2 separate regions of the Homo sapiens genome follow, and region 1 is linked to region 2. The links are chromatin loops, found by intact Hi-C in ENCODE. Cell type or tissue: heart left ventricle. All regions are shown on one strand. Links, peaks and the distances in the headings refer to the core of each region. The heading gives the core; the rest is flanking DNA.

The links. Hi-C counts contacts between places; a loop is a spot of excess contacts. Peaks named below come from ENCODE experiments on the same cell type or tissue, not always from the same donor. Only the 100,000 strongest peaks of a DNase experiment are listed, where the experiment ranks them.
Region 1: it touches region 2 in a loop (2.6-fold over the local background); 4 of 110 quality-filtered maps call a loop at or near these places.

Annotation. Positions count from the first base shown.
Region 1 is chr7:20,397,792-20,406,343 of GRCh38, reverse strand. It overlaps ITGB8 (integrin subunit beta 8), which reads right to left. Exons shown (of 14, transcript NM_002214.3): 9 at 7,350-7,484; 10 at 4,218-4,623; 11 at 1,491-1,716; 12 at 173-282. Among named protein-coding and RNA genes, the nearest start is that of ITGB8-AS1, 70 kb to the right of the region's middle. In heart left ventricle, for the core only: a CTCF peak has its summit at 3,532 (motif pointing right); a DNase peak (open chromatin) is centred at 2,763.
Region 2 is chr7:20,161,178-20,169,729 of GRCh38, reverse strand. MACC1 (MET transcriptional regulator MACC1) reads left to right here. Exons shown (of 7, transcript NM_182762.4): 3 at 5,331-5,474; 4 at 7,860-7,982. The coding sequence starts at 7,868. Among named protein-coding and RNA genes, the nearest start is that of MACC1-AS1, 24 kb to the right of the region's middle. In heart left ventricle, for the core only: no CTCF peak of the experiment used is centred there; no DNase peak of the experiment used is centred there; H3K27ac peaks cover 1,675 bases.

The sequences.
Region 1 (8,552 bases), core at 157-8,156, 240 kb before region 2:
CCTGACCTCAGGTGATCCACCCGCCTTGGCCTCCCAAAATGCTGGGATTACAGGTGTGAGCCACCACACCCGGCCCAGTCCTTTCTTTAGCATGGTTAATTATGGGTCTTTTGGGGGAACATCATCCTCTACAGACACTCTTCTGTGCTTTGATTATTAAGCTTTGGCCTACCTGAAGTTTGGTCGACATAATGCTGTTGTTCCATGAGAGCACATGAGGTTTTGCACTGATCAAGTATAGCCTGAGACAAATTGTGAGGGTGAAGGCATTGCATACAATTCCTGCAAGGGGAAACAGAAGTGAAAATATTTATTCTTTAAAAAGGTGGTGGACTATAATATTTTCTGCAAGAAAAAAAAAGACAAAATAACAATGCAGAAACAATTCAAATTTTGATTATGTTCATTAGAACTAACTCCATCATTACATCGAAGGATTGCATTTCCAAATGATTTAAATAAATTACCATGCATAATTCTAAAAAACTTACTTGAGCTACTAATCTGAGAAAGTCAATGGTTTAAAATGTTGAATAAAACAAACTGGAAGTTACAGTGTTTAGATTAGAAGTCTTTGTGCAGATCTCAAATTGTTACTGAAAAATTTATTGGCACAAAACAGTAATGTCACCTTCATTTAATATATAACCTTTCATTTATATATCACTTATTTCTAGGGTGTGTCACAGACACCATTGTTCTTTATCATTAAAATATTAAAAATAAGGCCGGGCGCAGTGGCTCACGCCTGTAATCCCAGCACTTTGGGAGGCCGAGGTGGGTGGATCACGAGGTCAGGAGATTGAGACCATCCTGGCTAACACGGTGAAACCCCGTCTCTACTAAAAATACAAAAAAAAAAAAAATTAGCCCGGCGTGGTGGCGGGCACCTGTAGTCCCAGCTACTCGGGAGGCTGAGGCAAGAGAATGGCGTGAACCCGGGAGGCGGAGCTTGCAGTGACATGTCACTGCACTCCAGCCGGGTGACAGAGCGAGACTCTGTCACAAAAAAAAAATATATATATATATTAAATATAAAACATAGCAGTAACAGCTAACATTTATTCTATGATTGCCATGCATCAAGTACAAAGGTGAGTTTTTTTATATGAATCATTTGATACTTTCACAGATATACAGCAAGGTATTATTACTATCCTCACTTTTGATATCAGGAAACTGAGGCACAGAAAATTATAACAACTTGTCCGAGATCACACGCTTACTAAATAGTAAGCTGGGTAGCAGGCAACCTCTAATTTCAAAAAAAGCTAAGGTAGTGAGTGTCCAGATATACTCTGATGCTTCCACAGCTATCCAGGGGTCAAAGATTTGAATTCAAGTCTTCTAATTCATAGCATTTCTCATTTAATTCTTTTTTAGCATGGTGGTCACAATGTATCTGGCAACGTTTAAGATTAAGGAAGTCAGAACGAAAAAGGACAAAAGTAGCTATTCTTTGTGTATGTTTGGAGTCAAAGAAATCATACCAGTTTTCCTTGCAGGCTGTATAACAGGTGGGGCAGTGTTCACAGAAGCGGCCGATGCTCCTGGGATCGGTGCACTCACACCTTCCACACACACACGTGCCTCTTCCACTGCACACTTGGCCCTTTGAATTGACACAGTGCTGGGCTGCTGCTGAAGGGCACTGGCATCGATCACCTTCCCAGCCACTGAAGCATTGGCATCTGCCTGCTTCACACTCTCCATGCCCTGTGAGGAAGACACCGCAGGACCTATGTTATCTGGATCACTGACTTTGTAAAGAGTTTTCAACCATGGATTCCTGTATCATCTCCATGGAAACGCACTGACAGTCCAATGAATGGGAACAGCATCACTTTTTCATTGGTCTGACACAAACAGTGCTGGATTTAGGAGGGTCTGTTTTCAAAGCTGTTCTACTGTAGATAATCTCCCCATGCTAATGCACTCCGCTAACAAGCACGAAGGGCACCCCTGCTTCAGTGGCTGCCAGACTACTTGAATGTCATTGCATATTCCGTTTTACATTAAAAACACACATATCAAGAAACTGCAAAGGCCAAAGTAATGTTAACTGCCTGACTTGAAATTAGAAAAGATACAGGTATTTGATATGGCTTCCATCACCTATTCTCTCAGTCTTCTGATGTTGCTGAAGGCCTAGGATAACTTTGCAGGACTGTGAGGCAAACTTTTCTAGTGCTTCAGTACTGCTAGTGCCATGTTTAAAGATCAGGTCTCTTGAGAAGTTGAACAATTGCATTCACATCCTCAGTGCACTATTTAGTAAGTTAGCAGAGCAGATCCTCCTCTATACTGTGAGCAGTTCTTAGATGGTAAATGAAAAAAAGAAAGAAAGATGGTGTGTGTGGTGGGGGAACATTATGCATGTGGGGTGAAGAAAACATAGTTACACATAGTTAAATGGATTTTAGACAGTAAAAGTGTCCAAAACTTAATATGCCAATGTGCACTAGAAATCGTCAAAAGGGGGTACATTTCACATGATGATATAGGAATTCTGAAGCTTATCTAGCCACAAACCAACCTTCCTCTTTTCTCCCTCTCCCTTCCTTCCTCCTTCCTTCCCTCCCTTCCTTCCTTCTATCTCTCTCCCTTCCTTTCCTTTCTTAGCTCCCTCTCTCTCTTCTTTTATTGCTGAGCACCTCACAGGGTAATTGTTCCACAGATTCTACTGTAGGACCAGCTCAATTTGCTAAGTGTAAAACTAATGAGGTCCAGGCCAGACAAATGTCGGCCAAGCCCTCTGTGCTGTGCAGGCTTATGCTGACTCCCCGCCAGCAGGCCTGTGAACATGTGTTTTTATTCCCAAAGGAGACTAGTGGAGAAAGTACATGTCAGTTACAGTCTGCACTTACACAGAAACAATTCAAAGCAGATTCTCAACTGCTTGTGGGTCAGTAGTATCATACTCATATAGAAAAGCTAGTACATTCGATATTTCACTGCAAACAGAGACTGGGACAAATACTCAAATGTATTTGAAACCCTCTTGAGAGATTGACAGCTGTGGGACGTGACTTCAGAAAATTCTTTCTCTTCACTGTAAAATAATATTTTTCCTCCCTATAAAATACAGTAGACAACTGCTGCTTCATTCTAAAGTCATCTATAATCCATCCTACCCATGATGTCAGTTACAGTTGAATAAATGTTTGTATATTAAGATATTCTATGTATGTTACAGAATAAAAAGACAATTTTCCATTGCACATTTAGGTGATACAGGCCAAATTTTCAGCTGAGACTACATTATAGCATTTATTTTTTATAGGTTTGTTACGTCCCATATGCTTATGATGACGTTTCCATTCGTCAATAATTTAACAAATATTTATTTACTAAAATGCAAATACTAAAAAGATGTTTTTCTCAATGAGTAAATTTAGCACATTGTCACAGGAAAATTATCACAGAACTCAGATGACAGGTAGTTTATTTAATTCATTTAAAAACAGTATTTTGTTTTAGTTTGCTAATGTTGATTAGATTTTCTGGAATCTAACCTGTAGGTGGCAGTAAATTGAATGGCCCAAGAGTGATCTTCGTATTTTTATTTTAATTTATTTCATGTTTAAAATTTGGTCTGTGTGTGGCCTCAAGGACGAATCTTTTAGATTACTTAGTAAGGCAGTATTTTCTTGAAGAATGCTGTCCTTTGGCAGTTTTGTTGCTGGTGGTGGCCCAAAATAAACTGGAGAGGCTTAAATTACTGCCAGCTTAGAATACCATTTATAATAATGCATTAAGGATTTTCATATGAATGAAAAGTATACTCTTATAGCTCACTCCCCATCATCCTGACAGAAATAAAATCCTCTGAGCAAGTTGGAGGGAGTGACCATTTACCAGAATGAATCAGATCCTTCTAGAAGAATACTCTGATTCTTCTGGAAAATGTGTCAGATATCATCAGCATTTCCTTTTCTGGTATATTTCTTTCCAAGATCAAGGAAAGCATGAGAATAACAATTAATTTTAGGTTTTTATTTTGAAGCATTTCCTGTATAAAATAGGTTAAGATATAAATATCAAAATCACGTACTATAAATCTGTTGCCATGCCCTAATTTCATGGACTTTGAAACTTTGAATAACAAATTCAGATTCAGTTTTGCTAATTTATAAACATGTGATTTAAAGACACTTTAACATCTATGCTGGTGTAATAGTGACAAGTAAAAGCTGCCTGTATATATTTATACTCACCAGCACACAGATTTCCATGGTGATATGGACAAGAAAAGTCATCCTTTTCACAGTATTTTCCATACACTTTTCCAAGCTTAATTTTGTGACATGAACATTTCCCACAAACACAAACTCCTCGACCACTGCAAACAGGCTGATCCTTGTGTGACTTGCAACTCTCAGAAGAAAACTGATCTTCATCAAAATGACATTTATTCTCATCACACTGGAAACACTTGGAATCTAGAAAAGTTTCATCTACACACTTTCCTTTAGGTCCTCTGTTGTCCTCACACTGACAGCTGCAGTTTCTGTGTATATGAATTTTAGCGGTTTCATTAAAACCAATAGGTTTGATTATTGCATAGTTTTTTCCTCCTGTGACATCACATTTTTTCATTGTAACTGTTACATTGAAAAGAACCTAAATTTAGGAGGAAAAAGGAAATATATTTATATACCTTAATTATTTTTATTACCAATATTATATCTGTTAATAACTGAATTGATAAGAAACCATCTTAGAGAAATTAACGATATTTGTAAAAGAAACACATGTAATCTCTTTCATATATATGCAACATCTCTTTTTAAAGTCATTTATTTTCCAATGAATGAACTTGAGGGTTAAAGAATATAATAACTACTAATCCCTATATTGCACCATTAAATAGACTTGAGTGCAAGCCTATCTGAAGCATCTACCCCATCACTGATGATTAATTTCTTAGCAAACATGAGAAAGAATAGGCCATTTTCTAAACTCAGCCATTAAAATGTGGGGTATTGAATATTTGACACTAGAGATAGATCACATAAACCAAAGTAAAGGGCTTCTGCTCTACTGGTTTAAAACCCTGAGATGAGGCCTGGCGTGGTGGCTCACACCTGTAATCCCAGCACTTTGGGAGGCTTAGGCGGTTGGATCACTTGAGGTCAGGAGTTCGAGATCAGCCTAGCCAACATGGTGAAACCCTATCTCTACTAAAAATTCAAAAATTAGCTGAGCATGGTGGCGCGCACCTGTAGTCTCAGCTACTTGGGAGGGAGGCTGAGGCAGGAGAATTGCTTGAACCCGGAAGACAGAGGTTGCAGTGAGCCGAGATTGCACCACTGCACTACAGCTTGAGTGACACAGCGAGACTCTATCTCAAAAATAAATAAATAAATAAAAATCAAAACCCTGAGATAAGATGTTCAAATGAACAGTTTTAATTTTGTTCCTATTTTCTAGGAGCCCAAGTAAAGTTTCGGAGTTAAATTTTAGTTTATACAGGGTTTCAGTGGAGGAAAACCTGTGGCCTTCTCTGATGTTACTCGAAAGAAAAATGTTTAGGACTCTCATTTGCAAATCTTAAGACCTCAACACAGGTTATCTATTTGTCTCCATGGAAGAAGATAGCCCAGAACTAAGGAGCTGTGCTGGCAGGAATTGGTCAAATGTTTTCTTTTTCTCTATTTCTTCTTTTTGCACAACACAATTGATTTAATATGTCTATTTATATTTGTTGGCTCACCTTACCATCTTTAGGTACTTTGGTAAATAAGAAGGTATATTTCTTTCACGTTGGATTGAGATCCATTACAATTTAAAATTAATTTGCGCTGAGCTTTTTGGTTGGAATATATATCTACGATATAATAATATAAAGTATCTAAATTTGGCTTATATATACATGAAACATTAGAATTTGTTCCATAATATTAAAATCAATACAGTTGGTGTTATGCTTAAAATGCTTTTGTCTTTGAGAATGCTGAAGCTTAACAGATACATAAGTTAATGTGGCCACTGCCATCTCTAACAGTAGATCATACTCTGGGGTTTCTATAATTAAGAGGTCATATGACTATTCCTGAGAGTTAAACTATTTATACTACTCAATTGAAAATGAAGGAAAGATGGCATGTAAGCAAATGAAAAGAAAAAAAACAATGTAAAAGCTAAGAAAAACCATTCTTCCAAAATGACATTTTGAAGGAAATAACTATTTCTAAGACAGTAAGCGTTTTTTCATAAAGTAACTTAGTGCTATATTTGCTAGTAAAAAGTTTTCTCTGTAGTTTTAATGAAAAGCCAAAGTGCATTTTGCAAACTGGTATATGATGTCCTTTGAACAAAATCCACGGAGTGATCATAGAAGAAACCACAGAATTAGAAACTTGCAATAATTAATTTAAAATACACAGCTCTAAAATTCCTAAGATAGAAAAACATATTCTAACTAAAGAGAAGAGTCTCTTTTATTCATTTTTAGAATCTTCTATCACTTTCAATAACTTTTTCTTTTTTTCTATAGCATGACATTACATAATTAATCATCATTGCACTTTAGATTAAAAGGGGTTGGAAATCTACTAGTCCAAGTCATTCATTTAAACATGAGACAATGCCTCATGACGTAAATGACTCAATCAAAATCACTTCACCCAGCAAAGACTCCCTTAAAGAGTATGTTTCTTTGTGTTACTCTCTCCGTTGTGCCAATCCTTGGAGAATCTCTATCTCCTCTGGTGCTGTTTCCTGATACTGTTACAATCTGGATCTCTCTCCTTTACATCCCATTTTTTTTTTTTTGGTAAATGATGACTCTTCCCATTTTGTATTGTTCTTAATAAATTTCCCTACCTCCTTCTAGATAATTTAGATAATTATGAGTGTACTGGGGCAATCACAAAGTGAAAGATTTTGAAATTCTTAGCCTTTATCAACTGTTCTATCATTCCCATTCTTTTCTGTGATATGTGACTTTCAATTTTACATTTACTTTGAGAGTTTGTGAATATGAAATCAAAAAGGCATTATCATTATTATAAGTACAGACACTACTTATTTGAGAATATGTGATTTCCTAATTTATACCGGTCATGACGCCTAAGTTTAAAGTTACTATTGATACATGATTGTTTCATATTACACACACACGCACACACATATACATATTAAAACCTGAGAGTTGGAGAGAACAATCAGCTGAGCTAAAACAAGTAGGAACTTTGAGGAGAGACAATGAAAGTTTCCTTGAAGTATAAATAAGATTCTTAGAGTCAGTAGTAAGTAAAATTTTTCAGAATGGTTTGCTTTTTCTGTAAGAAAGTACGCCAAACAACTTAGTTTATTTTAAAAGGGAAAAATGCACACCCACATACTTCATCATTGCTCGTCACGTTTCTGCATCCTTCCATGCCTGGCTTTCTGGACCCATCTGGACAGATGGCGGTAATGTTAAAATAGATGCCTTGTACCTGGTTTTCCACCTGAACTTTCACTTCTGAAATGAGCTTCTGCAGAGACATTATTTTTAAATTACATACGAGAGTAGTTTCAAATGTCAGCAACAAAGCAGAGTCAAGCTTATTAAATCATTATAGATTTAATTTTAACTAGATCAAAGAGTCTGTTTCTATAAAAGGATGAATAAAAACAGTGTTTCCACATAATGACCCAATTATATTTGAAATACATAAGAAATACTGAAGGATTAGATTATCTGCATTCAAATTGTTCTATTTTTTTTACATATTTCCATGACTGCATTTTGAGCCCTTCAAAGATATTTATCAGTCTGTTAACAAAACAGTCATTTTTAATCCAGTAATAACTATATTTTATGATAAAGTGTAATTAAACCTTGAGAACACATATATCATCACAAAGGGTAAATCTTGACACCTTAAAATGTGGAAAATGCTTCTGCCATATAAAGCTGCTAAAGAAATATTTTTGTTTCAAACAATTGAGACTATCATGATAGCTAAAACGACTTATTGACACAGAATTGACAAGTACATTTTAGGGAGGCCATTTCTACACTGAAGGAGCAAGAATTACTGGACAGATATAGTTCTATAAGGCTCTCCAAGAATGGCTTAGAATTTTTCCCAAGTCCTTGGGACTTGTTTGTGTCAGTCAAGCTTGCTGCAATCCTTAATACCAAAATAGGTCCTCTTACTGGGCAGAAAACCATTCATTCATTTATTCACCCATGTATACACTCATTCAATAAATATCTATTTAATGCCTATTGTGTGGCAGGCACACACTAATTTCTTTCATTACAATCTTCAAATTCCAAAGGATCCAGCTACCTTTAATGTATACTTCAGATCTGTGTGCATTTTATTCCATACAACTAAGAGTCTACCACATGCAAAAATCCTTCACTTGCCAAAAAAAAAACAAACAAAAAAAAGGAAAAACGAAGTATGTGCCTAAAGAAAGAGAGTGAGCAGCGGGTTATGAAAAGAAAAATAATTTCCAGTGGCTTCTAATTCTTTACTTGAGTGATTTCTCTTCTTCAATGGTATAATCAACAAAGAAACACGTGCTTACTGACAAATAATTGATCATGG
Region 2 (8,552 bases), core at 237-8,236:
CAGTATCTTTCCAAGTTTATACTAGAAGGACTGTAACCAGAGAATTGTAACTCCAAAGCCTATATTCTTTCTACTTTACAAAAATGCATTTACATAAAAGAAAGGAAAGACATTGCTGACTGATGACAACCAGTGAGGTCTCCTGATATACTGTCAAGTGTTCTAGGAAGCAGTGGAGCTTTGCAGAGAAAACAAATACAGAATTTGGCTCAGTTTGCTAGAAAAGACCATGCAAGTGAGGACCCTACAGTTACAGCTTTATTAGCCACACTATAAACCCACGTCTTGTCCACCCCTTCTGAATTGGGGGTTGATCTTTATACCTTTTGAAAAGTACAACCCAGAACACGTTTTTTGCACTGAAGGGTACAGGAAAGAAAAATGACTGCAGGTCCATAACTACACAAAGTCATATCCAACTACTCTTGCAATAATTAAACTTGTCCAATCCCAGGGACAAGATTTGTAGCTAATTTATTTCTCAGAGTTTGCTTGAAACATCTATTGCTTAAAGTTAAACCTGAGAGACATATCACTGGGAATATTTTATGGCAACAGTGGGGATTAGGTAAAAGAAGTCATTAAATGTTTTTCACAATGAAAGTACTACAGCTTTGCTCTGTGGCCTTGAAAGTTGGAAATGTATGCTCTTGTGTGGGAGCAGTAACAAAACTGTTTCTGAGGAAAACTGCAGTCCCTATCATGGCACAGCATGCAGAAGTAGAATGATCTTCTGCTCAGGCTACATTTTAGCTACTCATCTCAATTGTCATCTCAAATTTACTCATCTCAATTTTCACAAGAGAACGTGACTCCTATCTTTAACTTAGTGAATTGTTTGGGTCTTCAAAAGAAAAAGCTGCTCTGGATCTTAGGCCTAGAATGTCTCAGTCAGCTCTGACTTGAAAAGTGGAAAGGGAAACTCTGTTGAGAGGAACCAAGCATAGTGGGCTTTACTGGACTAGGTCCTGTCCTTTTGGGATTGTAACCTGACATGTGTGCTTATCTTAGAATAGGGAGGCAGATAGCTGTCTAGCTGGGCCCACTCTTCTCCACCTGACTTGACAGAATTGCCTTTGGGTGAGATGACATCAACACACATTAAGAAAGAGCTCCATTAAAGAGATTTACTGTTGAACATACTGTAAAAGGTGGGACCGAGGATACTGTCCCCAGTAGTTACATGCTCCTCTTCACCCCTCTTTATTCCAGGTATTGCTGGTGCTGCTGTTAAGTGGCTTCTTTGTGTTCTATGATCACTGTGAAGCTTGTAACTAATCATGTTTACCTTATTTTGGTCACTTTCAGAAAGTGGAGAGCCAAATGTGTGGACTACTGCTAATAGGTATACTGGAATTTACAGCATGATGTTTGTGAAGTTGCTTTTATTTGAAGTTGTCCTACCAACTTCCTGCAAATGTCACCCTTATTTATTCACTTATTTTGTTTTTAAATTTTTTTTTTTTTACTGAAGAATAATATACACTTACTTGTTGTTTAAACTCATTGTGTTATTTGACTATTTGTAAATTTCTCAACATATTTTTAAGCCAAGGAAGTGCATGTGTGTTGTGGGTATGTTCATGCACACACACGTGTAAAATGAACATACTGTAGGGAATTCAAATAAAAAAGACAAATAACTATCAACCTCTCTGCAGCTTGGTTCATCATCTGTAAGATGAGCATTCTTCATCCAAAATAATGCTTTTCTCCTTTCTTCATGGCCCCTTGTAATTTTAGTCATTTCTCTGGGTCTGAAGAGTAAAGGTTGCCAACTCTGTGAACAAGGACCAGCTACATAATTTGCAGCACCAGTGAAAAATGAAAATATGGGACCTCTTGTTCAAAACATATTAGGTATTTCAAGATGGCAGTGGCAGAGCATTACACCAAGCATGGGGCCTATCCAAGAGTGGGGCTCTGTGTTATTGCACAGGTCACATGCCCATGATGCAGGTCCTGCTGTGAACTTGGAGATCTTCCGGGGTCAACACTGTGGCTTGATACTACTCTCCAGCAACAGGGTCAGGGTGTAGTCTCAAATTTCGCTTCCTCTGGAAGAGAAGTTTTAACCTATAGGTAGAAAGTGTTGTGTAGAGTTCAAAAATGTGTTTGCTAGTATCTAGTATCCTTAAGTTCAAAGACTGGTTTGCTACTTAGTAGCTTTATAATCTTGGGCATATAATGTCCCTAAGACTTTATTTCCCTACCTTTAAAATGAGGATAATGGAGGCCAGGCATAGTGGCTCATGCCTGTAATCCTAGCACTTTGGGAGGCCAAGGCAGGCAGATTGCCTGAGCTCAGGAGTTCGAGACCAGCCTGGGCAACATGGTGAAACCCCATCTCTACTAAAATACAAAAAATTAGCTGGGCGTGGTGGCATGCACCTGTAGTCCTGGCTACTCAGGAGGCTGAGGTAGGAGAATTGCTTGAACCCGGGAGGTGGAGGTTGCAGTGAGCTGAGATCACACCACTGCACTCCAGCCTGGGCGACAGAGCAAAATTCCATCTCCATTGAAAAAATAATAATAAATTAAAAAAAAAATAAGGATGATGGTAGAGCCAACTTTCTAGAATTGTTGCAAGTAAACAAGAAAAGCCATGCATGATACCAGAAGTGTGGCAAGCTCCAAATAAATAATGAATAATAGCTCTTATGATTATCTTTTACCTTTTTTATTTTTTACAGGCCCAAGATATTCCTTTTGTGTATCTGTTCAGGGAGTCCTTTATACCTTTTCTTCCAGATCTAGATTTCTGGATATGTTCCTTGACTACATCACTAAGCTGCACTTCAAACAGTTTCTGACCTACTGTTTTTATATCCCTGATTTAGTCTCACTAATATGATGTTATGCTGCACAATTATTATGATTTTCCTGAACTTCAGTTCTGCCAGTGATGGAAGGATAATAAGATAGAAAGAAGTGATAGACATCTTGACCTGGTGATATTAACAAGATGACGTATTGATGAAATGTTTTGAGTTCCCAGGGTTGGAGGTATCATAGAAATTATTATGGATTTCTAATACCGCTTAATGCACTGGGAGGCCTGCTCCCTTCCCTGGAGAATCTTCTGAAACTCTTTGCCTTGGGGAAAAGTAACTGCTGACATTTGCCCTGTCAGGTCTTTTAAATATTTGGTCAGAATCATCAGCTGCAACACTTGAAGTATTTAATAACTGGGAGAAAGTATGCTTGTGTATGGTGTATACTATTAAAAATTACCAATCAGAGAGTGCCACTATTCCATCAGAAGTTGCCCTAGGGTAAGATCCAGTAAGGCCACTCACAGCATGGTAATGTCCAGTAAAATCATACCAGGTGTGTATCATCAGCTGATTATGATTCCTTTGTGGGCCTTTTTAAAAAAATACTGGTTGCATTTACAAGTAATACAATGTTACTTGGGCAGGTTTGGCATTTGGCAGGTGAAGGAAAAGTCTACTAGTCCAACAGTTGCTCTCCTGTCACCTATAAGAGTTATAGCCTACATGGACATGTTTTTATTATCACATAGATCAAGAGTTAAATACAGTACAAATTCATGGAAATCATCGAGGTTTCAGGTATTCAAGCACTAACTGAAAAATACTTTGAACCTACCAGCTGGCTAACACTAGCAATTTTCACAATGTAATTACTATCATAAAAAATTCAAAGGACACATTTTAAAGAAATAATTCTTTTAAGTGTATTGTTTTCTTGGTTACTTATTCCAAACACTGCATTGCTCCCCACCCCTTATCCTCACAAAAAATATCTTCTGACTTTTTTGCTAAGTTGTACATTTGGTAAATGTTTCTAGTTGCTTAGGGCCTAGTTTAAATAGTAAAATAAATAAGGGCAAAACTTTGTTGGTTTCTTAAGGAAAAAAGTAATGGATCATGCAAAATCAGCATAAGTATTTTTAAAAGGCATATTGAAAAACCATGTCCCAAATTAAATGAATACTAGAGTACTCTATTCTCATTTACTCATTCCAACAAAGACTGACTCATGTTTCTCTAGATAAAGTAAAAAAAAAAATCCTGTTTTGGGCGGCAATTGTCATTGAGTATGGGGTTTAATTGGAAGAAAACATAGGGAAATGCTAAATGTGGCTAATGTGATTTGCACCTGTGTAAACAAGCAATGCCATTGTCCAGGCAGATCTTGGTCCTTCCAGTCGAGGATTTTTTTTTTTCCCCTATACCACCTCTCCTTGGATTCATAGAAAAAAATTTAGATTTAGGATGGTACTGTGAGGGATGGAGGGATGTGTTTGTGTAGAGAAAGATTATGAGAGAGAGGATTTGTTGTGGGATAGTGAGAGTGGCTAGGGAAACCATTTGGCTAGGGAAGGAGCTTTTAGAATGGCTTTCAGAATGTGGTTCTCAGCATGTGCCCCTTGGAACCGAACCACAGTATCAGCATCATTTGACAGCTTTGTTAGAAATAAAATTCTTGTGCACAATCCCAGACCTTCTGGATTAGAAACACTGGGGTGGTTCCAAAGGGTTGTTTGATTAAGCCTTCCAAGTGATCCTGGTGCCACTGAGTTTTGGAACAACTACCTTGAAGGACAGTGAAGACCTGCTTGAGTGACTGGAGAATAAGGATAATCCACAAAGAATCTCAGCTAACGACCCTTTGGTGCCTTTGTTTCTGAGAGGTTATGATCCTTCAAGGTCATAGCTGCGTAAGGCATCATTCCTGGTTTTTATGTGGTTGAGGACTTCTACCTACATTCCATTTGGTTATAACTATTTTTCATATCAACGGTTATTTGCCTCAAAGGAATCCTCAGTACATATTGCTCATTTTGCTCTTTCCTCATAAAAAAAAAAAGAGTTTAGGTAGTTTACTAAGTTGATTTTTTAAGAATATATTTTATCTTTTCGAAAATAGTTTTCCATTTAGACATTTGTTCCTCATTTTAATTTAGTTTGTTACATTTTGCTGAGGAACTTGAGCTCAGCTTTTCTACCTCAAAGTTTTGACTACTTATTCTGTGCTAAAAACTTTTAATTTTGGACATTATATTTGGTAAAATCAACCACAGCATTTGGAAGGTCTGCCAGGAAATTTGAGGTTTCCGTGCAACTTGAATATTGCATAATTCAACATTTTACCCATTTTTTCGATGTAGTTTCCCCAATCAGGGAAAGAAATGGTTATTGCAACATTGGATTTTTTTAAGCATGCCACCTTATGAGACAATTTTTGGATTTATTTAATTATCATGCCTGGAAACACATGCTTCCCTCCTTTTCCTTTTCTTTTTCTTTTATTCCTTTTCCCTGTTTTCCATCTTGTTTTAATTTTTTCTTTCATTTTTATAGATCAGAAAAGGCTTCTGCTTTCTTTAAAAAATAAAACTACTTGAAAAGAAAAAAATCAAGAATTAGAAAGAAGAGTATAACAATAAAGAAGGAGGGGTCACAGGTGAACGAGATGTGGTCAACACACACAAAGGAGAACAAAAAGTAAGGTTTAAAGTAACTGGGCCGGGCGTGGTGGCTCATGCCTGTAATCCCAGCACTTTGGTAGGCCAAGGTGGGCAAATCACCTGAGGTCAGGAGTTCGAGACCAGCCTGGCCAACATGGTGAAACCCTGTCTCTACTAAAAATACAAACATCAGACAGGACTGGTGGTGGGCGCCTGTAATCCCGGCTACTCTGGAGGCTCAGGCATGAGAATCACTTGAACCTAGGAAGTAGAGTTTACAGTGAGCTGAGATCACACCACTGTACTCCAGCCTGGGCGATATAGCGAGACTTCATCTCTGAATAAATAAACAAATAATGATAATTTAAAAAATAACTGGAAATGTGAACTAGAAGGTGGGACAGTCTCAGAAGGTACATTGGGAATCTTGAGTCTGACATAGGGTATGTGGCATCTTAAGTTATGGGCTGCATATAGTAGTTATAACATGAACAAGTAACTTCCGGTCAGTGGCTCACTTGCTAATCAATCTTGTGGTTTAGTTACGTTCTATTGCTGAGACTCTGAAAGTCATATTTATAATACCTGTTTTTCAATGTTGTCATGGGATGAAGAGAAATTATATATGTAAAGAAGGCTGAGTCCCAGACATGAGATACTGACTACCAGTATGTGTTCATACTTTTAGTTGTGATTCATCTGTTTCAATAGTTGTATGATACTTCATTGTGTTAATATGCCACAATTTATTTATCCACTTATATGGCAAAGGATATTCTGGGGAATATCCTAGGGATTTCAGTTTTCTTGATAATGTAATGAATATTCATGTATATCTCTTTGATGCACATCTGCAGAGTTTTCACTAAAACAAATAACTGGGATTGGAATTGTTGGGTACTAGGCTGTAAGCCTATTTCCTAGACAATGTCAGATTAACTTCCAAGTGGTTGCACATATTGACACTTCCACAACAAGTATATAGGCTTTCCCTTTGTTGCACATATTTGTCAATAATTGGTGTTACTAGACTAAAATATTTGCAAATTTCATAGGTAAAAATTGTGTTTCTTGGGGTTTCATTTTGCGTTTTCCTAATTACCAATGAGATTGATCATATTTCCATATATCTAGGGGCCATTGTGTTTCCATTTTTTGAGAAATGTTCATTTAGAGAATTTTTTCAAAAATTTCTATAGTGTTGTTTTATTTTGTTTATTGATTTGCGGGAATCTTTGATATATTTTGGAATCCAATTATTTTTCCTTTTTCAGTCATGTGCAATGAAAATAAATTGTCCTAGTTTTGGCTTGTGTTTTTACTGATGTCCTTTGCTATATAGGATGTCTTATTCTAATGTGTGGTTTTATTTTTTAGGATTTGCATATTGCATAAGTGTGTGTGCCTTGTTTAAGAAATTCTCTCCTTCCCAGAAAACATAAAGACGATCTCTAGACTATCTTCCAAATTTTAAGGTTTTGTTTTCACTTTTAGGTTTTTTAATCCCTTGGCATTTATTTTCTGTGCACAGGATGAGATAGTGATCAATGTAATATTTTTTTAGCATGCACAACAAATGGCAACATCACTGTTTAATGAATAATCCACCATTTCCACACCACTCTGTTTGGCCACCTGTGCCATGTATCAATCCTTCATATAAGGGTGGGTCTGATTCTGAGATCTCTATTCTGTGTCCTTCATATATTTATGTTCCACTTCCATGTTGTCTTACTTAGAGCCTATTTATGATAAATGCTGATATCTGATAGGTAGTGCAGTTACTTTTGTCATGCTCTTCTTCTGGATTGAGTATTAGCTCTTTGCTTTTCTATGTAAATATTAAAATAGCTTAAGAAGTTATTGCTGCTGTATGTGTTGTTAAACAACATGCTTCAAAACAATATGCTCTATGCAATAAATACATACAATTTTATCCATTGAGAAATAAATAAAATTTTAACTATTAAAAAAGAAGTAACAAATACACATACACATTTACGTGCAATTTTTCATGGAACTGCATCGAATGTATACAAGGATTTAGGGGAAAATTTTTAGTTTGTGATATTTAGTCCTCCAATCGCCAAACAGGAAATGTTTATTTACTTAGTTTTCAACTTACTTTTTTGTTGTTGTTGTTGTTGTCCTTGGAATTCTCATTAATTGCTTTTATATGGGATCAGTAATATATTTCCAGATTTGGTTATTGGTATTAATCTGGAATTTGATCATTTTTTAGTGGAGTGCTAACACATATTTTAGTATATCTAGTCGAGTATCCTACCAGGAGTAGAAGATTTATATAGAGGATTTTCACATGTAGTTCTTTATAGAAATACGTATGATGTCTTTGAGTTTATTTTCTCTGCCAGCCTGTATATGTATGCTTACAAAAAATACTTATCTATTTACTTTGTAGGTGGAAAAATGCTAATCACTGAAAGAAAACATTTTCGGTCAGGAAGAATTGCACAAAGTATGTCTGAAGCAAATTTGATTGACATGGAAGCTGGAAAACTCTCAAAAAGTTGCAATATTACAGGTATGGGAATTTATAACTGTTGTGATTTGTCCATGTAAGTATATGAAATTCATCACCAATAATTGTTGAAGGTCTACCTCTGAAAATGCTGGAAGATGAAAAGAATTATAAAATCTTGTTTTTATCATAGAAATAGTTAAAAAGATGTGCAAAATAAAATAGCACAGCCAACAGATTATGATAAATATTATAAAAAGGAAAAATGTTGTTAATAAATGAGTGTTATATGCAATAACTATAATGAATTTGGGGGTAAAAAGGCTCTCTGAAGGTTGATTGACCTAGGAAATCTTCATGGAGCATCAAAAAATTAACCTGATCCTCAGAGGAAAAGTAAGTTTTAAGAGAGTTAGGGGTAATTGTATTAAAGAAAAGTGTGAATATAAGAGAAATGCCACCTTTATTTTTCAAAATCCGTCTTCTAATTTTTAGCATATAACACTTAAAAACATTTCAATTAAGGTAATGTTTCTATGTATATTAAACAAAAGAAATTCTGACAGTTTGCTTGAATTATTTTTTCAGTAGAACTTCTGAAAATTTGGTTGGCTCTTCTGCCTGTCTCTAAAA